Linked DNA regions of Homo sapiens: region 2 is linked to region 1. A link is a loop called in an ENCODE intact Hi-C map of the cell type or tissue named here. Cell type or tissue: endothelial cell of umbilical vein. All regions are shown on one strand. Links, peaks and the distances in the headings refer to the core of each region. The heading gives the core; the rest is flanking DNA.

What was found. Peaks named below come from ENCODE experiments on the same cell type or tissue, not always from the same donor. Only the 100,000 strongest peaks of a DNase experiment are listed, where the experiment ranks them.
Region 2: a loop joins it to region 1, with 7 times the contacts of the local background. A loop is called at or near these places in 10 of 110 quality-filtered maps.

Annotation. Positions count from the first base shown.
Region 1 is chr9:83,328,821-83,339,802 of GRCh38, forward strand. FRMD3 (FERM domain containing 3) reads right to left here. Exons shown (of 14, transcript NM_174938.6): 6 at 6,696-6,819. Among named protein-coding and RNA genes, the nearest start is that of FRMD3-AS1, 110 kb to the left of the region's middle. In endothelial cell of umbilical vein, for the core only: a CTCF peak has its summit at 5,606 (motif pointing right); a DNase peak (open chromatin) is centred at 5,621.
Region 2 is chr9:83,193,640-83,204,621 of GRCh38, forward strand. It overlaps a transcript of RASEF not described here and the pseudogene RN7SKP242. Among named protein-coding and RNA genes, the nearest start is that of FRMD3-AS1, 20 kb to the right of the region's middle. In endothelial cell of umbilical vein, for the core only: a CTCF peak has its summit at 5,804 (motif pointing right); a DNase peak (open chromatin) is centred at 5,812; H3K27me3 peaks cover 1,106 bases.

The sequences.
Region 1 (10,982 bases), core at 1,846-9,845:
TAAATGGATAGAAGGATGGATAAATATCCTCTGGATAAATTCACTGTTATAGTCTCATTGAAAGTTCAAAGAATCTTTAGCTCTATGCATAAGTTAGAATCACATGTGAGATATAATCAGACAATGTATTAAGTAATGGCTGACTCCTACTTTCAATAATATAACCCTCTCTCCTTCTTCATGGCCACATTGCACTTTGGTAACATTGCTTTTTCCCCCTTAAGGTCATCGTAGCTAGATTTCACCTGTATAAAAAACATGAATGGCTTGGACATGCACACCACTTGCCCCAGCCCATCCCTCCCTAGAAATGTCCTTTACCCTAGGCCACAAAATGCCAGGACTTCATTTTTACAGTGAACGCATTTGATCCCAAATCATCCCATCTTCCCCCTTCCTAAGAAAGGTGCTATACCAAATAGCAACAAAAAATGCAAATTGATTTGATAATCTACCAGGGAGAGAGATTCTATGAGTTTGGAAGGGACTTGGGAAGGGAAATGATACAGGGAGAGAGATCGATGACAAAGAGAAAACTCATCTTAAGAAAGATTGGGGTTGTAAAATAACCAGACATTTATTTCTTGTCTTCTTTTTACACAATAAACACACTTCTCAAAACTGACAAAAACATTTCTTAAGAGGGCCCTTGTGATCTATTCATCAGAAGCAAAGGTAGAGGATATTTTTCATGTCAGGGTATTTGTTTCTAGAAACCTAGACGTTTTTAAAATGATAACTCCATTTTTTTAAACTATAGCCATGGCGCATGATTTACAGAGAATATAACCTTTAAGAAATAGAGATAATTACTCTGTTTAAAAAACACACTGTGTCATTCTTGCTTCTAGCACAAACCTCACTGCCCCGGATCATTATAGTGTGGCTAGTTGGATGATTTTCCTGCTCTTCAAGGGCAAGGAATATACTTCATCAAAACTGCTTTACTGCCAATTGAGCCTTTTGAATATTTAAAAGCTGATGACCTATGACTGAAGTTAATGCAAATGTCTCTGTCTCTAATGACAAACCTGATGAACTGGTGATGAGAGGAAGAAAAGACTAGCTGAGTAGAAACTCTAGGAAATACCTCCAGCAAAGTCTATCAGGGTTCTTTATGGTAAAAGCAATCTTATTCTTGATCTTAAACCCCTTCCGAGCACCCTCAGGACTAACGGAATGGGTATTTCCTCTTACCCCAGGTGGCTTTGATTAAAGCTGTGGAAAACAGAAACCAAGAGGGACAAAAAGAACAGAGGACTGGCGAGGCATGGTGGCTCACACCTATAATCCCAGCACTTTGGGAGGCAGAGGCGGGTGGATCACCTGAGGTTGGGAGTTTGAGACCAGCCTGACCAACATGGAGAAACCCCGTCTTTACCAAAAATACAAAATTAGCCCGGCAGGGTGGCGCATGCCTGTAGTCCCAGCTACTCCGGAGGCTGAGGCAGGAGAATTGCTTGAACCCAGGAGGTGGAGGTTGCGGTGCGCAAAACTCCATCTCAAAAAAAAAAAAACAAAAAAAACAGAGGACCATCAAGTCCTCAGGGGTTGCAGCAATGGCTTCCTCCAGTCACCAGAGGGCTCTAGAGGGAGGAATAACCTATTTCTAAATCAGTCCTCATCTCTGCACACCAAGCTTAAAGTCTGAAAATTACAAGAGATTATTTTTCACACATAGTTTTACAAACAAATATGGCTCCTGATAACTTAAAATTATCTACAGAGGCAGGAGAGTGAAGTAGAAATTGATTCCATACCTGGTCTGCCATGTGTTTAGAACAGGAGTCAGCAAGCTAGGACCCATAGGCCAAATGTGGCCTGCCACCTGTGTTGTCAATAAAGTTTTATTGAATCATGGCCCACTCATTTAAGAATTGTCTATATCTGCTTTTGCTTTACCAAAACAGAGCTGAGTCACTGCACTAGAGACCGTATGACCCAGAAAGCCAAAAATATTTAACTAGCCCTTACCTAGAAGAATCATTCGGCTCAGTGGGTTATGTAAGTGACACATCTCCATATCATCTAGTTCACATGATATTAAAAGGCCCAAAGATGCCTGTATAAAAATCTTTCTAAATGCAACTCTATTAGCTAGAATGACCAAAATCCAGAACACTAACAACACCAAATGTTGGCAAGGATGTGGAGCAACAGGAACTCTCATTCCCTGCTGGTGGGAATGCGAAATGCTACAGCCACTTTGGAAAATAGTGTGGTGGTTTCTTATAAAACTAAACATACTCTTACCATATGATAGAGCAATCATGGTGTTTGGTATTTACCCAAATGAGTTGAAAACTTATGTCTACACAAAAACCTACACACAGTTATTTATAGCAGCCTTATTCATAATTGCTCAAACTTGGAAGCAACCAAGATGTCTTTCAGCAGGTAAATGGATAAATTATGATACATACAGACAATGGAATATTATTTTATGCCAAAAGGAAATGAGCTCTTAAACCAAGAAAAGACATGGAGGAAACTTAAATGCATATTACTGAGTGAAAGAAGCCAATCTGAAAAGACTACACATTGTATGATTCCAACTATGACATTCTGGGTAAGGCAAAAGCTATAGAGACAGTAAAAAGATCAGCGGTTGCCAGGGGTTAGGGGAGAAGGAGGGATGATTTTTAGGACAGGGAAACTACTCTGTATGATACTATAATGGTATTGGTATTGCAATGGAATGATACTATACATTCATCAAACCCATAGAGTGTACACCAAGAGTGAACTCTAATGTAAACTATCAACTATGAGTGATTATAATGTATCAATGTAGGCTCATCGGTTGTAATACATGTACCACTCTAGGAAGGATATTGATAATGAGGGAGGCTATGCATGTGTGGGAAAGGGGTATAGAGGAAATCTCTGTGCCTTCCTTTCAATTTTGCTGTAAACCTAAACATCTCTTTTAAAAAATAAAGTCTATTAAAAAAAGAAAAACAACTCTATTAGTCAATGAGTTGTGAGGGCCATTAAGGGCTGGGTGCCCACTGTTTCCAGCTCCTATTACCTTCTGAACACCATAGAATTGCATTTCCTTGATCCTGGGTAAGATCTTGGGATGAGTCCTGATCAGAGAGTTGTAAGCAGAAGTGCTATGAATCACTTCCGAAATGAAGCATGACCTTCCAGGGCTCTTTTCCTTGTGGCTCAACATCTGGCAAATCCAAGTTTCTGACTTCCCTGAGTGACAATGGTGGGCGGAGCCCCCCAGCTGGCCTCTGGTGGGCACAGAGCAGAGTCAAGAAGAAGCCTTTCTTGCTCTAAGCCACTGAGCATTGGGTGTTTGTTTCCTCAGCAAAATCTAACTGATCTTGACTGAAATAGAGATGATCGATAACTATAACATGCTACTATATTTGCAAGACTGTTGCTTCTCCCTATCCTCCAGTACAGTGAAGGACTCAGAAGAAGAAACATTGATCCAAGCATGAACTTTTACCTTCAGTCATCAATCTAATTTAGTTCATGAAAATTCTTCTTAAAATCTTGGTCTTCTTAAAACTCCAAGGAAGAGTCAGTCTCTCTCTCTCTCTTTCTCTCTCTCTCTCTCTCTCCCCCCACCATCCCCCAAAGAACTCTGTTATTCTTGCCTATCTATCAGGCCATCTTGGTCCCACCTTCAAGCAGTCTGTAGCCTCCCAGAGAGGAAATTTCTTTTTTCTCTCTCATTAATTTTCTGCCAAGAATGGTGACTTTTTTTCCTCTCTCAGAGATCACAGGAGCAGAATAATCCTAATCAATAAAAAGGCTGGGAGAAGGTTGTGAAACCACCCCCTCCTGAGGTAAACATGTTGATCTCCCTGTAAATCATCATTTCTGCTAATATTTGAGCACCTGTTGTGTTTTATTTCTCAGCTGATTCAGAAAGCAGGAAGGAAGAAGGAGGTTATTTATTGGGTCCCTCAAACCCCAACAAAAGCCAACTGGAATCCTCTCAGGAAGTCTTCAGAACAGCAGTTCGATGGCCACACACCATCCCTAGCTAAGTGGGAGGGTCACGGGTGTTGTGGTGACTCTGGAGAGCAGGATGGCCATGGTTTGGTGCAGCCAAGCACAGGTCTTCTCCATCCATGACTCCTTCCTGGCTTGGTCAGGTTTGCAGAGTAATTCAACCAAGGCCCAATTCCTTACACAAGACAGATAACACTTTCTTGACCTGTGTATGAAGGGGTGGTGGCACCCCCAGAGCACCTTCAGTCCCTGTAGCAGGTTTCCCAACAGACGCAAGAAAGCTCCTCTCCCTCTGCACTGTCAGCCTCTTCTGCTCTTCTTGTCTTACCCTCCAAACCAAAAGTATCTCTCTGCTGCACTGATGCTGAATGAAATACAGAACTACTTAGAATGAGCAAAAATACACAGGGAAATAGCCCCTGAAGCTGTCCTTGCAAGGTGATATGATTCCTGACAGGTTCATCCTTCAGGCATACAACTCCCAACTCTTCACAAAGGCTTAATGGATGTTTCAAATGTGCAGGACCACATGTGCCATAGAATGGCAGCTTTGATCAAACCACAGAACTTACTTCCAAGATTTATAAAGTGCGAGTGACTGATGACCCCCGTCTTCCCTGAGTGCATGATGACCACTTTCAGTGATCTCCACAAGCTCAGGTGCTGGCCCAGGGTCCAAGCTACAGCTTTCTGAATGTTAATAAAACAACTTGGAATCTTCTGTGATTCACTCATTTTCTCATGAAATTGTGGATCACCAAGTCTGGCTGCAACGCCTCTCATGACTCTCTTCTTTCAATTTCCTTTACTCCTATTCTTTTTCAGGTCCTTCCCGTTTCTTGTCTGAATACCAGAAATTACTAACTGGCCCTCCTGCCCTGGTTCTCCATCCTCAGGCACCGCTGACATGGTGATCACCGTGAAACACCTACCCGACTACCTGATTCCCTTTAAACGCTCAACAAAGGGAGAAGAGCATGGGCATACCTTGAGCCAGGTAACCCAAGGTTCAAGTCCTGACTCCACTATTTACAAAGCACAAGTCCTTTAACCACTTCAGCTTGTACTTTCCTCATCCCACACTAGAAAGAACAATAGCGCCCATCTAATAGAGTTTGGGAGAACTGAGTGGGATAATGCACTTAAAGCTCTTAGCACAATGTTTTGGCATCTAGTAAGTAAATGCTCAATAAGTGTATATTATTATCCTATGTTCTGAGCGTTAGAGGCCCTGCAAATTCAGGGCATAGAAAACCTTTCCATTCCCATCTCCTATCAATTCAAACAGTGGGTGCAACTCCTTCATCCAGGGATTCTCACCCTGTGCTCCCCGGAACACTGCTCTGCCACAAACCCCTCCACAAAAATATCGAACTTTATTTCTACCTCTAGTACATTTGTCTCCAAAATAGCAAAAGAGTAGTGAGAATTTCATGTATCTTCAACAAGGCTTTTCATTAGGAGACAATACTCTAAAATTACCCACATAGATGGCCTGTTGCTTTCTGAAAGTAGTACAATGTTTTGATGTCTAATCATCTTTATCTCTAAGACTAAGCGTCATATTTTCCCAGCTGAAATAAGCTGCCACCTTGAATGCCCTCACATATACTCTTCCCAGACTCACCAGTAGGGGGCGCGCCTGCATAAAGGAGGGAGCTAGAACAATTTCCTCACACCGGGACAGTTGTCTGTTCCAGAATGCATAATCCAATGATGCAATTTTCTTTATACTTACCAGAGGCCTAGAACATGGAAGCATCTCAGTTCTTGCAGTTTTTCATCAACACTTGTCATAACACTGCCCATGCTTGCTATTACCAAAATGATTTTTTTTTCTGTAGTTTGCACAGTATCTAAATTCTAGCTACAGACTAGACTACTTGAATTACCTAAATTCCAAGTTGGCAATGATCCCTACACACACTTCATTTGATTCCCAGCAGCCCATGTAGAGTGTAACCATCACACAGGGCATAAAGGCACAGACTCTAGACCAAGACTGCCAGAATTCAAATCCCAGCTCTGATACTTACTAGCTGCGTGACCTTGGGTAGGTTGTTTAACCTCTCTGTGCCTCGGTTCCCTCATCTGTAATATGAGAATAACAATAACCTATCTCCTAGGTTGTTGTGAAGATTAAACGAGTTAATATGTGCAAAGTGCTTAGAACAGTGTTAGGAACGTGGTGAATGCTCTATGCAATTTTGCTTCTACCACTGCTACTGTGCAGCTATCATTGAAGCATCGCAGGTGAGAAAAAGAGGATCAGACACTAAATCTGTCATCTTGAAAGTAGCTCAGCAAAGGGAATCTTCCCAATGGATTCTATTCTACTTGGAGTCAATGCTTCCAGCTATGGCCACCGGTGGGAAAAAGGCAACACAAAATTCAAATCAGAAAGGTTTACTTATTTACCTTAGATTCCACTTTCAGAAGCTCAGGGTGTTTAGAAATCCATATGTGTAAGAAAATACATGGATCTAATAACTACTGATGGATCATAAACAGCCACTCATAGGACTCCAAACTGTTGAGATTGTTATTGACGGAGGACACCAGGGTGTCCTTGACAGTGCCCAGAAAAATTGCGCTGCCACGCAAAACAGCCTATCCATACATTACAAATATTCCTCCTTCACGATGTGATTTCCACATTCCCTGCAGTAAGAATATTTTCTCCCCTTTATCATTTTCACAAATGTCTACTCAGTAATTACCTGAGTTCATTTTTATGAATTTCCACTATTTTTCTTTCCAGCTTCTGTGACTGCTTGGGGAAAATCTCAAACTCACTGATGTAATTCTCAGGATGCTCATCAGGATCGTAATCACCAAGCTCAGCTGTAATGAGTGAAAAAATAAAGAGACAGAGAAAGATTAAAAACAATAACATGAGCAGGGTGCATATGGAGTGCCTCCTGCCATCCAAAAGAAGAGGCTGGAATAAACTCACCCAAAAATATGTATCTGTACCCAGAGAAAGCCTGAGTGTCTAGAGGCTCATATTCCAGTTCAGATCGAGCTGTGTGAGCTTGGGATCTTGAGAATCTTCTCTGGGTCTCGCCTTCTTTATCAGTATAATAAAGGATTTAAATTACTGTTTTTCAGTGGGGACACCATTGGCATTTTGAGGGCTGAACAATTTTATTATTTCAGATTTTCTAAGGAACTGTAGGACATTTAGTAGCTCTACCCTTCAGGTACTAGATGCTAGCAGCAGACCCAGGCACTGTGACCATCAAAACTGCTCTCTCCCAGAAGTTAGTCAAAGAATACAGGATTTCAGTTAGATAGAAGGAATACATTCAAGAGAGCATTGTACAACATGGAGACTATAATTAGAAACAACGTATTGTATACTTAAAAATCCCTGAGAGGGTAGCTTTTAATTGTTCTCACCACCAAAACAAATGATAAGTATATGAGGTAATGTATATGTAAAGCTCGGTTTAGCCATTCCACAATGCATACATATTTCAAAACATCAGGTTGTATACCATAAATATATATAATGTTTATTGATTTAAAATGTTTTACATTTTTTAAAAATTTAATGCCCCCGCCCCAGTATTTCCAAATGCTCCCCAGGATAGGAGGTGGTACCACCTTTAGATGGAAACCAGTGGACATTCCTCGGGGTTCCATTCACAGCTAATATTCTCTGTGTCAGGAATTCCCTGACTGGAGCTGCCTGCTCTGAGGCTTATGCAGGTGTGGCTTATTCATTGAAAAATCACTAGAAGGAACCCAGCGGGATTGCACTTAAAAACAAATTGATTGCTCTTGAAATTAAGGAGTATACATCTAAAACAGAAGAGCATACTAGATTAAAGTTGTTGCTGGAGTCTAATGAGAAATAAAAATAAAATCCTAAGCCCCCCAACAGACTGAACATTGCCCCCACTTGGCCAAGAGGCCCCAGAGAACCCTTAAAAACTGAGTTCCCAGACATGATGAGGTCAGACCTCATTATACCCCCTCCCTCATTAATTGCTATTAGGTTTCCTACACCAAGGGTTAAACAGAAACCAGCCCTTCTGAAAGACTGCACCACTGATATCAACCAATTGCCGATGCTGCCCCTCCCTTTTGTGGTTTTGACACAGTAACTGATCAGCATTCCTTCCTGGTAAGAGACCACTGACTACAAAGTGGTTCTGGCCAGTCTATGGAGGCTGTGCACAGAGGGCCTTTGTGTCCTCTGCCTCACCTTTTGTTGTATAGGCCCTAATGATAATACATTTAAATGTTAAGTCTCCACCCAAAAGTGAACATGGGATGCATGTTGCTTATGTGCTAGCCTACTATGCATGCCTGTGCCTTCCTTTTGTGACTATTCACAGCCCCTATAATAACCTGTTGAATACGTATACTTGGCCACCCCATTCAGCATAAATCTTTGTCTTATTCTTCCCACCCTTGAAGTGCTTGTTTCCAGCTTCTGGCCAGAGTCTACGTTTCCCCACCTGTCAGAATGGCCACCCTGCAAGCTGCAACCCTTTGTGAGAAATAAAGCTCTTCTTTCCAAATTTATGTACTTCATGATTCTTCAGCTGACACTAACAAAGGGCACCTCCAGAGGATCTTCAAGGGTAAAAAGAGAAATGCCTACACATCTCTGAGCACCCAGAAGGCCAAGCAGAGATGGGTGTGTGAACCACAGCATGGAGGGGCAAAGGTGATGTCTGGCATCAAGAATACTTTCTATTGGTTCCACAAGCATGCTAAGGAATATGAGCCAGAAGAAGCAAGTGTCTCTGGAAGAAACAAAAGATATGGCCCAGGAGAGTAGACTAAAGATAGTGGGAAAATTGTATTAGAAGAACCTGATGACCAATATGACTTTGAAGTAGAAAAAAATTAGTATGCCTTGAGTGCATCTGAAAAATTACATCCAACTCTGTAATTTGTATCCACTGTCCCTTCATTGTCACATCATCCAATGACTGGAAAAGTATATAACCAGGAGGAAATCAAAGCTCTTTAAAGCTTCTGGACAAAATTCAAATTACAGAGTTCTTAAAACAACCTAGAACATATACCACAGCGAGGGAAGACTTCTAAAATAAGACCTAAAATACTTTCAGTCACAAAGGGGAAATTGATTAATTTGATCATACCAAAATTAAAATTTATTTCTGTTTAATAAAGGACATCAGAGTCAAAGTAATAGAGAGATGACAACTTGAAAGAACATATCTTCACAATCTAAAGCTGACAAGGACTAATATCTAGAATAAAGAAGAAATCCCTACATATCATTTTTTAATGGACAGGAAGACCAATAGAGAAATGGTCAAAGGATAATGAACAGACAATTCAAAGAAGGGGAAACCCTAAGGGCCAGTGTAGGGAGAGATGCTCAAACTCATGAATAATTAGAGATATGCAAACCAAAACAAGATGTTACTTTATACCTATAACATTGGCAATAAAACTAGGAAGTTGGCAGAGACACAAGAAAACAAAAATACTTGTGCACTGCTGAAGGGTGCTAGATGCATGTTGCTCCTCCAGAGAGCAAGGTGGGAGTTTTTAGTCAAATATTATGACCTAGCAATCCCATTTCTGGGCATTTTTCCTAGAAAAACTCTAGGTGCAAAAAAAGGATATGTTCAAGGTTTTTTTTATGACAGCATTAATCATAATAGTCAGAAGTTGGAGGCAACTTGGGTGTTTATTGTTAGTGGGACAGCTAGATAAGTAAAACATGGAAGACGCACCCTTTGGGACACTCTGTCACAGTTAAAATCAACAAAATAAGATGTACGTATGCAATATGGACAGATCCCAAAAGCAGTGTTCTGAGCGTAAGAAGGAGGGAATACAATGAGTTCTATAGCATCATTTAATTTATGAAATTTAGAAGTATAGACACAAAAAAACAATATTAATCATTTTATAAGGATGGATACAAAGACAAAGATATGTATATGAACCCAGCATTGCCCTTAGGAGTGGAAATGGAGAATAATGGAAAAAGGGAAATCAATCAATCAATCCATGGGCCTAAAGGGACCAATGATGAGAGGTGGGCCATAAACTGATGATTAACTCAACCTATGTTCCAAAAGAAATACACGTAACATGTCCACCTTTACACACATACACGCTTGTGCCCCTGTGAGCTAGCTACAGGCATTAATATTTAGGAGATGGACGATCCCAGTGCTTCCATTTTCCATAGGTAATTTCCAAAGGTGATGGGACAATGGACCACCAATATGAAACTGGGTCATCTTCAATGCAAATGTCAGCTTGCAGAGTGGTTGGTGAGGGAGGGCATCGTTTTTCAGGGTGCCCTTTTCTTTCCAGGAAATCTTGTGAGATATTATAGACTTGCAATGCTACACACTGCAAATGTTAGAAAAGTTAGAGAAGAAATGCTGTGAAGACTGCACCGGATTGCTGACAAGATTAACACTGTCCCCATCACAGGCCCTGCTCTGATTCCCTAAAGCTTGTCTTTAACTCTGACCTCTCCTTAAGCAGAAGGCAGGTTTTTTAAAATGAATAAAGATTTCTAGCTATTCATACCAAGAGGAGTTGGGTAAGCCGCCATGGTTCTCCCTCCTGCTCATGACTTGGAAGTTGAAGTCGTGACAAATGACATACAACTGGAGGCCCTGCGGTTTGAAACCAGCTCTAGCACTTTTCTAAAAGGATTCAATTCTAAGAGAAAAATCCAATGAGTTTGAAGTGAATGGGTGAGTAAGGTCAGAAACAGTAAGTCTAAAAAGCAACAGGCTTTCCCCTGGTTTGGAAAGGACTCATTCCAAAAGAATTTGAGATGCAGGACCTTTAGCTCCAGGGCCAACTCCTTCAGGAGCTTTCCCTGACCCATGCTTGCTAAGTCAGGAGCCCTCCTGGGACACTCATAGCAGGGACTGGGCCTGTGTGTTCCTCCATCTAACCAACAACGCAGGGTCACAATGGCCTGTTTCCTTATCCATCTTCCCACAGGAACTTTGTATTGCCATGTGGCCCCCTAGCAACTTCTCAGG
Region 2 (10,982 bases), core at 1,814-9,813, 140 kb before region 1:
CATATTAATATCTAAATACATGCTTGTTTGTGGTATTGAATGTGGTAACTGAGACTAGGAGAATCATATATATCTTTGAAAGTAAGGACAGAGAATGTAAATCAGGCAATAAATGACTGAAGACAAATGGGCAGGGACCGAGGGATATAGCATGTGCATATACAGGTGAAACATCCAGAATAAAGCCTGATGAAATCAAAGGCATTTTTATATTAGATCTATTCAGCCACATTCAATAAAGCTCCCCCAAGGATCAAGGAGTCAGCCTATGAAGTTCGAGGGTAAATGAGCTTAGGTGGACTGCAAGTGAAAGAGCTTACTAATTCTTCTCTTTTTGTAATAAACTTTTTCTTACAGAATAATTTGGATGTACAGGAAAGCAGAAAAGGTAATACAGAGAGTTCCTATATACCCCTCCCTTTGTTTTTCCTGTTACCATCTTACACTACCATGGGATATTTGTCACGACTAAGAAACCAGCATTGGCAAATTACTATTGAATAAACTCCATACTGTATTCAGATTTTATTAGTGTCTTTCCTAATGTCCTTTTCCTGTTTTAGGATTCCATCCAAGATATAACATTACCTTTAGTCTTCATGTCTTCTTAGGCTCCTCTCATCAGGGACAGCCTCTCATGCTTTTCTTGTTTTTCATGACCTTGACACTTTGAGGAGTAATAATCAGGTATTCTGTAGACTGCTCCTCAATTTGGGTTTGTCTAATGCTTTCTGCATGGTTACACTAGGGTCAGGTGTGGGAGGGAGAACACTACACAGGTGCTGCACCCTTCCCTACATGAGGGGTAGAAGCTTTCAACATGACTCGTCACAGATGATGTTAGCCTTGACCACCTGGCCGCCATAGTGTTTGCTAGGCTTCTTCCCTGGAAAATCACTTTTTCCCCCTTATATACTCCAATAAGACACTAACTATAGACCACACTCAAATCAGAAAGAAGGACTAAGTTCTACCTCTTTATTGCATACATTAACAATTCATACATAAAATATTTGGGATTCTTCTGTAGGAAAGATTTATCTCTTCTCCCCCGTTTATTTAATCACTCATTCAGTCATTTGTATCAGCATGGCCTCAGGGACATTTATTTTATACTTTCAGTTATAACCTAGCACTACATTATTTATTTTGCTGCTCAAATTGCTCCAACTTTGATCAGCTCTTTTCAGGATTACTCCTGTGCCCCTTTGATATGCCCCATTCTTTTGCTCTTTGAGCAATTACTTATTTTCTGATACTACAGAAGGTTATAGGTCATTTCGCATATTCCTTGCCCCAGCCCTAGAATGGCCATCTCTCCAAGGAGACCTGGTTTCTTTATCAGAGAATAGTATTAGAAAACAAGACCTGTGCACTGAGTACTGCCCCTCACTTTCTGCGCTCAGAGATCACACTACAACTGTCTGTGACAGGCTTGGCCTTCCTCTGGAGCATGCCCTTGGGCTGCCCGCATCTTCTTTCTGAATTGAGATCGTCATATGTCACAGGCAACCTTTATGCCTCTGGCTTCATGCAGCTATGTGGCGGGATTTCAGTTTGTGTAATTTTCGTGCCCTCTCTCATACCCATCACTCACCCATGGGAGGTAGTGTGAATTACCTGCTTGGGGATTTTGAAAGAGGAAACTGAGTTTGCCCAAATCCTCCAGAGTTCTCTCTCTCCAATATGCCTGACAGAAGAGCAGGGGCAATGATTAGTTGTCTGACAGTCCAAAGGGTCTGGGGTATCTAATAAGCTGACAATCGGGTGGGAAAGTCAATCTCATTTATGGGTGGAGACCTAGGAGGCCCACTGTGGCCATGCTGCTAAGTCAACCCATCATTCACTCATTTGCGTGTTCCTTATTCAACAAATGCTTATTTACCTCCTACACATGCCAGGCACTATTCCAGGCACTAGCGATACAGCAGTGGAAAAACAGACAAGAAAGAAACAGATTTTCTGCCCTCATGGAGCTTACATACCAGCAGGGAATACAGATAATAAAGAAACATAGATATGTAAGTGATACATATCTATTTTCGTGTATATATGAGTGATATAAAGAGGCAGGGCAGGTTGGCTCGGGAGAGTGCCTGGGAGGACAGAGGTGGTAAGGGCTGAATTCTGACAGCTACTGACTCTGAGGGACACTGGAAGCCATTAGATGACTTTTAACAGAGGAATAATATATTTCTTCTCCTTTCTTGCTTTTTAGGAATCACTTTGATTGTCAGGCATGTTCAAAACAGCCTACTGATAGGAGTAGTGGGAAGTGGGACAGCAAAAAACAAGGGTGCAAGCAGAAGCCCAGCTGGGCGGCTCCTGGGATAATCTAGGCCAGAGAGAATGGCAACTTGGACCCGGGGGTGGCAGTGGACACGGCACACGAAAGAGAAGAAACCTCAGATTACTTCAAGGTGTTTCGCCTGAGTGACTGGCAGGTGGAGTTGGACTTCACCAAGATGGGAGAACTACAAGAGGGGCAGGTTGAAGTGGAAAGGATCAATTGGATCAAGTGGAATTGAACATATTCAATTTGAAACATGTTAAGTGAGCAATGGAGAGGAAACGGTTAATGTCAGGGCTGCGAAAACCTGGTCTCCCTGGAAATGTTTCTTAAGAAACAGCAGAGTTAAGATAAATGGGGAATGTCTCTTCCACCCTTTGTTGAGTGGCTCTGCACCTGGGATGGGGGAGCTGTGGGCTGTCATGTAGGTCTTAGAACTGCAAAGGACTTGAATAATATAAAACATTTATAAGAAAAAGGAACTATGACTTCTCTGTGTCAAGGTGACCCCATAAACCCTGACTCTCATCCACAGCAGCCTTGTACACCCCAAGTGGGAGACAGGGCAAAAAGGTCTCGTATGTGGGTCACTACCGGGCCCCTTGATAAGATGAAGATGCTGTGCTTGCTGAATCTCCTGCTGTGTGTCTTGCTATAAAGCCATCTAAACATAATATTAAAACCTATTTGTGTCCTATGAGTCTGATGCTGACTTGAACCCATAACCACAGCTGTGCTGCTGCATAATAAAGCAGCTATTTTAATCTCTCCTTGTCTGACTGTCTGACTCCTTTAATTCTAAAACTGGGGAGGGAAGAGGATGGTATTAATTATTGACTCCCTAAATTTCCCCATCTTGGTAGGAGTTTCCTTCAGGCTGTGATTTGTGCAAATTAATCTTTATAGTAACTCAGAAGGCAAGAAGCTAACTGCAGACATGAAAATCCAACACTGTCAGAACCATTAAATCTTTACCCAACACTTGGAACCACAAAATGTCTCTAGTGCTGCTCCTTTAATGACGAACATATGGTTCCCTAAACAGAAAGAAAGAGCTCTTCTTCTGTACTGGTGGCCACCAAAAACACTGAACAAAACAGCCCATGGCAAAGGCCAAGACAGACCATGCAGACAATGGTCCCACCCTCTCCTTGGAAGGCTATGCTCTCACCAGGAGCAGAACAGTCCTTGATCACAGGAGTCAATTCACCACTGTGTGAATCACCTCTATTATCACATCAGCACAGGCCATGGAAACCACGGAAAGACTGATCTGCAGAGAGATTTTGCAGAGGTTATTATGGGCATGTTGATCCCTCATCACACAGAGCTTTTAGAGTTGAGCCAGACACTCCCTCCTTCCTCAAGTGTCAGTAAGAAGAAGAGGAGTAAGAGGATATTATAATGCTCTTACTTCAGGGAACAACAACGTAGGCTATGACTTAACTAATTCAGGTACCAAGCTCACTGAGGCCCTGCTATGAGTTGACATTGCTTTAGACCCTGGGGATACAGCAGTGAACACAACAGACAAAATCACCTCTTCCTTGATGGAGCTTACATTCCAGTGGAGTGAGACAAAAAAGATGATGATTTTTTAAAAAAATTTATTTTGAATGGCTGGTGCCATTCAACCATGGTTCTGTAATAAGAAATCTTGGAAGTCAAGTTTTAAAAATTCCTCCTGAGACCACAGATGCCACGAGTACTCTTCCAAGAGTGATGCTAACATTTGGGCACTTGGAGAATCATGGCTCTCAGCTCCACTTCTTCACTCCTCCTTATCAGCTCCTCCTGGATTTTACATTTTAATTGGGGCTGGCACATGCAACTGTTCCCTTTTTGCTTCCGTTAGTCTGACAGATTAGGCCAGTTGGTTTATTAACGACTTGGCCACCTACCAACAGCATAAGCACCGGGATAAATCCCAGTGGAGGGTCTCTCCTCTGCTTCCGCTGAGCTTGGTCTTGAAATGCTTTGATATCTACAGCAGTAAAAGCACAAGGAAACTAATTGCTCAATGGTAGCACGGCTTTGCACTTACTTATCAGAGAGAATCATCTTTTGGAAATTAATGTGTACATCTCCTCGATGCCATGACAAACTCACAAAATCTCATCACTCTGGTCTGAGAAATATGCCTAGAACAAAATAACTTACTGGATGATTTTATTCACTTCAGTTAAGAGACCGCAGCTCATTAGTCCTTTAATACAGATCTACAATATCAGGACTCCCCAAATAATGTTTTCCTTGCAAAATTACCCCAAAACATATAATTTAGAAATAAGAAGGCACCTGAAAACTATGACTACATAACATTTATACCAGTTTATGCTCAAAGGAAACAGACAACCTACCATACAATTTAGGTAAAGACTACTCAATAGAATTTACCCCTTTCTCTTTCTCTTTACTGTCTAAAAACTGCAATGGCAACAGTATTGTCCCCTTTAACATGCATAAGGAAACCTCTTTCCTTATACATAATTCAGTGCCTTTCACCTCCACTCTCTGCATGTCCTTACACATGGATAGACTGCCTGGCCAGCTGTCTGGATGGCAGACCCCAGGGAGCGGCCCCATTTTGTTAACTCACTGGACTGACTAAGGCAGCACCACAGGGAGATACAGAAGCCAATCAATGAGAGGACAAACAAACTCAGGTTTCCTCCTAGCACTTAACACAGGCTGTTCTTCTCAGCCCTGCAACATTTCAGGCAGTCTGACTCCTGCTTCATGAGCCTGAAAAACAGAACTTGTTTCGCTCTCAGCGACCACTCCACAGAGCAGACTGCAGTCCCTGAGCAAGCAGAGATGCAGGAGACAAAGCCCAAAGAGATGAGAAAAGGCAGAAGGAGCAGCTTTCTGTTCCCAGGCAATTTTGAAAGTTATAAATAGAATGGGGGGGAGGGATAAATGTAGGGGAGGGATAAATGTAGAGAAAACATTTACTATAGAAAGAAATACAAATCTTAAATATTTAGACAATGAAAGAAACAAAAAGAACTGCCACAAAAGCCACTCTGCATACAGGCTCATACGAGACATGACAACTGTCAAATAACTATGCAAAGCAATGAAATGTCTTCATCCCCAATTACTTTTGCTATTAATTGCAATTTCACAAAGGTTTCCAAGACCTTCCACAAGAGAAAAAAGATGCAATGCTTTTTCAAAGTTTGGCATGAGTTTTATGTCAGGAAACAAACTGGTTTGCACATTCGGAAGTTGGAAGTTAAGAAGGTTACATTTTTTCTCACATATTTTGGAGGCATCTGGACAGCCCTAATTTAAAAAAAAAAAAAAAAAAAAAAAAAAAAAAGCACCTGACCTTTGAAAAGCTCATAAGACAAAGTCAGCTTTATTTTCTGTTAGAGATCTGCTATAAAGAGTTAAGTATTTTTTACAAAAGAATGTGCATCTGTAGCTATGGAGTTGCTCGCACCATCGCAGCCTGTCTGTAGCAGGGATTGCTAACTAACACGGCCAGCCTGCATGTTGAGACAGCATCATCCACTAGAGGCCAGAATGAGACTGTCATGTACAGGCAAATCAAATATAGACTCAGGAAGCACCAGAGCATCAGGGAGTGACACCAATATTGCAGGTGACACGCCAACAAAATGCACTTCTAAATCCTCTTACGCAGTTTCTTTCCACATCCAAATCAGTGGGTAAATGAGGCACTAAAGGACAACATCTGTCAGCAAGAGGCTGACACTGTATTGAAGACTCAGAAACTAGAACAAAAATGGACCATTCTTTCCTGAACTGAAGTTGAGAAGGAAGGAAAAGAGGAGGCAGGGCATGGGTGCTGGTGAGACAGAGGCCAAGGACACAAATGCGTATCTGATATAGGAGGCAGGAGAGGAGAGCAGAGAAATGGGCAGGGAAAATGCCTCTGGAGTTCCTGGACCTGGAACTGGACTAGGAGCTAGTTGCAGCCTTGTGCATCAGTCAGGAACTGGTTAAAAACACACAGCACAGGCACACCATGGAGCATGATGCCGCCACCTAGCAACTGAGGTAGGCCTGTCTGTTGGTATGGAAAGACCTCTAAGACATGCTTAAGTAAGAAAGTGGTAGACACTATGCTCTGTAACGATGACATGTGTGAATTTGTTAAGGATGCATATGCACACACATATACATAAAATCCTTCTAAAGGCCGGGCGCGGTGGCTCACGTCTGTAATCCCAGCACTTTGGGAGGCCAAGGCTGGTGTGTTTTTAACCAGTTCCCCTCCTGAGGTCAGGAGTTTGAGGCCAGGCTGACTAACATGGTAAAACCCCATCTCTACTAAAAACACAAAAATTAGCCAGGTGTAGTGGCGGTTGCCTGTAATCCCAGCTACTTGGGAGGCTGAGGCAGGAGAATTGCTTGAACCCAGGGGGCGGAGGGTGCAGTGAGCCAAGATCATGCCATTGCACTCCAGCCTGGGCAACAGAGCAAGATTCCGTCTCAAAAAACAAAAAAATCCTTCTAAAAAGATGCACAAACAAATACAAGAAGCCTCCCAATTAGAAGCCTTGCACTTGTTGCTGGCCTGTTCAGAAAGGTCCTTTCCCAGATCAACTCCCACTGAGTTTTTTATTCGTTTACCATCTCAGCGAGACACTCCGGCCACTGTATTTAAAAATCAGTCCTTCCAATGCTATTGTCTCCCTTTGCTGCCTTATTTTCCTCAAAACACCTGTCATCATCATTTTTGTCTCACTCCACTGGAATGTAAGCTCCAGGAAGGAAGAGGTGATTTTGTCTGTTGTGTTCACTGCTGTATCCCCAGGTTCTAAAGCAATGTCAGCTCATAGCAGGGCCTCAGTGAGCTTGCTACATGAATTAGTTAAGTCATAGCCTATGTTGTGGTTCCCTGAAGTGAGAAAAGAGCTGGGATTTACTCAGATTACCAAGGAAACAATGCTGCATTGAGGCTGCCAGTCTGGACATGACCTCCAGCTGACTTTGCTCCAAAGATGAGTCCAAGCACTCCAGAGCATCTCCCTTCTCTTAAAGGGTCATAGACCCATAGACCAGGATTTTGTACATAAAGACTTTCAATATCTGGAGTGAGTTTGATCAAAGGATCTAACAGAGAAATGCAGCTAATGTAGACTTGTGAAGGCAAGAGGGCTTTCCTCTTCCTAGAAAGGCCATCCACCCCACCCAATGATATAGGTTTGGGAGAATCCTGGAGAAGCTGTGGAAGAAGGACACCTGCCTAGCAAGTCAGACCAGGCTGCTGTACCCTGGCTGTTGATGGCAGAACAGAAGTCACAGCCAGACTGTCCATGTGTCCCTGTCTGGAACACAGTTCTCCTCCACACAGCCCACTGCATTCGGCCTTCAACCAAAAAGGTGCTGGAGAATGACAAGCAAAAGCCCATCCAGGGTTCTTAGCAGTGGGGAAAGCATATTCCTATCATCATGTTTTGCTGAAATAATTTTGAATTATGCCTTGGACGTAGAGGATGCCAGAGTTCGGATATTCTCTTGGAAGAGGCCTTGGTAATGGAGGAGACACTCCCAAATAGTAAGTGGATTCTGGAGGCAACTACTTAACCAATCTAGTGCTATTTCAGAATTTTTAAAAAATATAATTGTAAGAAATGTTTTTGGAGTGAAACATGTATTATCACGTGGACCAATATAGCAGTTGGACTCAATGTAAATATTAATGGGACTTTTTTCTATTTCTCTACTCCTCACTACAAATTAGTTACTTGCCTGGGATCTAATTTTACTTAATATGTAGGTAAGGAATAGTGCTTGGCATGATTTCATGCTTGGAATATGTAAGTAAGGAAAAATGCTCAGCAGGATTTCATGCTTGGTTTGTTGTCTCTTCAGTTCTATTCTCAAGTAGTTTAGCATTTTGTTTTAAATGTTTTAGCTCCTAAGGGCATGAATATATACAATAATATCTCCCTTCCCAGATTATCAGACTCCTAAGTCTGACTCCTTCAAGCACCGAGAAGCCAGATCAGGACACAGATGAAAATGCTAACATAACACTGCATCATGCAGATGATTTGAAAACATGGTGACTGAGAAGTGGCTCATCCCAGATGGCTATGGGGTCAAATACATCTCCAGTTATGGCCCTCTGGACAAGTGGCAGGCCCTGCACTCATGAGGGCTCCCCATGTGCTGCTCCCTCCTAATGCCCACCAATAAATCCTACTTCCTGTCCAAAAAAAAAAGAAAAACCACCCATCATAGCAACATGCACTTTGCTCCTTAAGTTCTCATTCAAAGCCTTATTAACTATTATTTAACACATAAGCTTAAGTATGTTTAATTAATTTCTATATCTATGCAGCTTAAAAGGAAAATTGGCTAAAAGACATGAGTCAAGCAGCTGCAATGACTCAGAGATGTAATAGACAATGATAACAAAAGAGAAAACAGAACTATAAATAATGAATATTCATAATGAAAAACAATTGTCAAGCTAATATTTAACTACAACTAACACACATTGTAATGATAGAAAGCTTTCCAATGCACTTTAAAATGAATTTAACAAGAAATGGCATTAAAAGAAAGCAGTATTTTTTTTTTGAGGTGGAGTCTCACTCCGTTGCCCAGGCTGGAGTGCAATGGCTTGATCTCAGCTCACTGCAGATTCAGCCTCTCAGATTCAAGCAATTCTCCTGCCTCAGCCTTCCCAGTAGCTAGGATTACAGGTGCCCGCCACTATGCTTGGCTTGTTTTTTTGTTTGTTTGTTTGTTTGTTTTAATTTTTAGTAGAGATGGGGTCTTGCCATGTTGGCCAGGCTGGTCTCAAACTCCTCACCTCAGGTGATCCTCCCACCTCGCAAAGTGCTGGGATTACAGGCTTGAGCCACCACACCCAGCCAAGAAATTAGATTTTAAGTGTTCTCACCACAGAAAAGATAAGTATGTGAGGCACTACATATGTTAAATAGCTTGATTTGGCCATTCTACTGGTATACATACATCAAAACGTCATGTTGTACACCATAATATATATAATTTTTACTTGTCAATTAACAATAAGTAAATGGACAGCAGTACTTAAAAGAAAAAGATGTACATATTTAGATTATTCTCTTATATGGACCCAACTGTTAATTGTTAAAGCTAGCAAAATGGAAGTTATTGTATATATGGAATCTATATATATAGATATTATATGCCCCATATATATAATCAATAGACGATCGACAGCAATCCATTAAAAATTAGTGTGGGTTCCTACAAAATTTACATTTATTTTTACATTTATTTATTAAATAAATATTGAGTACTTCTAGCTCTTAGTGAGTTAGACAGACTTGGTCTTGCCCTTGTAGACCCTCCTTATGTTCTATTTCAGTCCTTTTTTTTTTTCTTTTTTTGAGATGGACTCTCATTCTGTCACCCGGGCTGCAGTGCAGTGGCGCCATCTTGGCTCACTGCTACCTACGCCTCCCAGGTTCAAGCAATTCTCCTGCCTCAGCCTCCCAAACAGCTGGGATTACAGGCACTCACCACAATACCTGGCTAATTTTTGTATTTTTAGTAGAGACGGGGTTTCATCATGTTGGCCAGGCTGGTCTCAAACTCTTGATCTCAAGTGATTCATCAATTTCAGCCACCCAAAGTGCTGGGATTACAGGCATGAGCCACCACACCTGGCCTATTCCATTACATTTTAGGTAAGTTCGTTGAAAGTGAAAATAGGATGCCTTGAGAGAAAATAGGTAAGTAGACCAGGTCTGTTCTGAAGGTGGTACGGTGGGGGTCTCTCTTGGGGTCCTAAATTTCAGATCTGAAGAGTGAGTATCACTTAAGTAAGTGAGGAGCTGGCTATGGGTGGGCACTCCAGTCAGGAGGAACAGCAAATGCAAAGGCCCTGGGGTGAGAGGAAGTGCATGGTGCCAGCAGAACTAAGGGAGGTCCTATGGCTGGAGCAAGAGGATGAGAGGCAGGGGTGGAAACACTCAGAACGCAAAACACATGCTGATGTAGATAACCTTTATTCTATGGGCAGTGGCAATTCACTGCAGAGTGCCATTCAAAGATGTTTGAAAAACTCATTTTGATGGCAGTGTGGAGAACAGATCAAAGTGAGAGCCTGAGTGAGCATCTGATTGCTTAAGGGGGACAAGGCAGTGTCACAGTCCTCCAGGGAGAGCAGATGGTAAGAAGGTGAGGATGAAGATGAATAGCTGTATTCAAAAACATTTAGGAGGTAACAGTGGACAGGATTTAGAGATGGACCAAGTATGGATGGTGAGGAAGAGGAAGGAGTAAGAGGCCTTGGTGTTCTGGCCTGGGCAGTTGGGAGCACCACAGGGTTGGCCACTAGATGGAGGACACGACACAGGCACAGGGATACCATGTGGGGTGAGGCAGGGACTGATCAATGTTGTTTCAATTTGCAAAGTTTGGAGTCCTGTGAAACATTCAAATGGGTATGTCAATAAAGGTGTATGTATGTATCTGAAGTTCACAGGCCACATCTGGGTTCAAGATATAAGGTTCAAGCCCTTCACTTACACTGGCTATGGGTCCTAAGAACCTACAAGGACAAAAGATTTCTATTGCTAAACTCATCACTGGAGGGGACAAAAAAGGTTCCCAGGGAAAAGTGCTTTTGATAAATTTTGTTTCAGAGAATTGGACCACTTACACTTTCCAAAGACATTGGACGAAATAAGAAAAATGGATTCCATGTCATAAA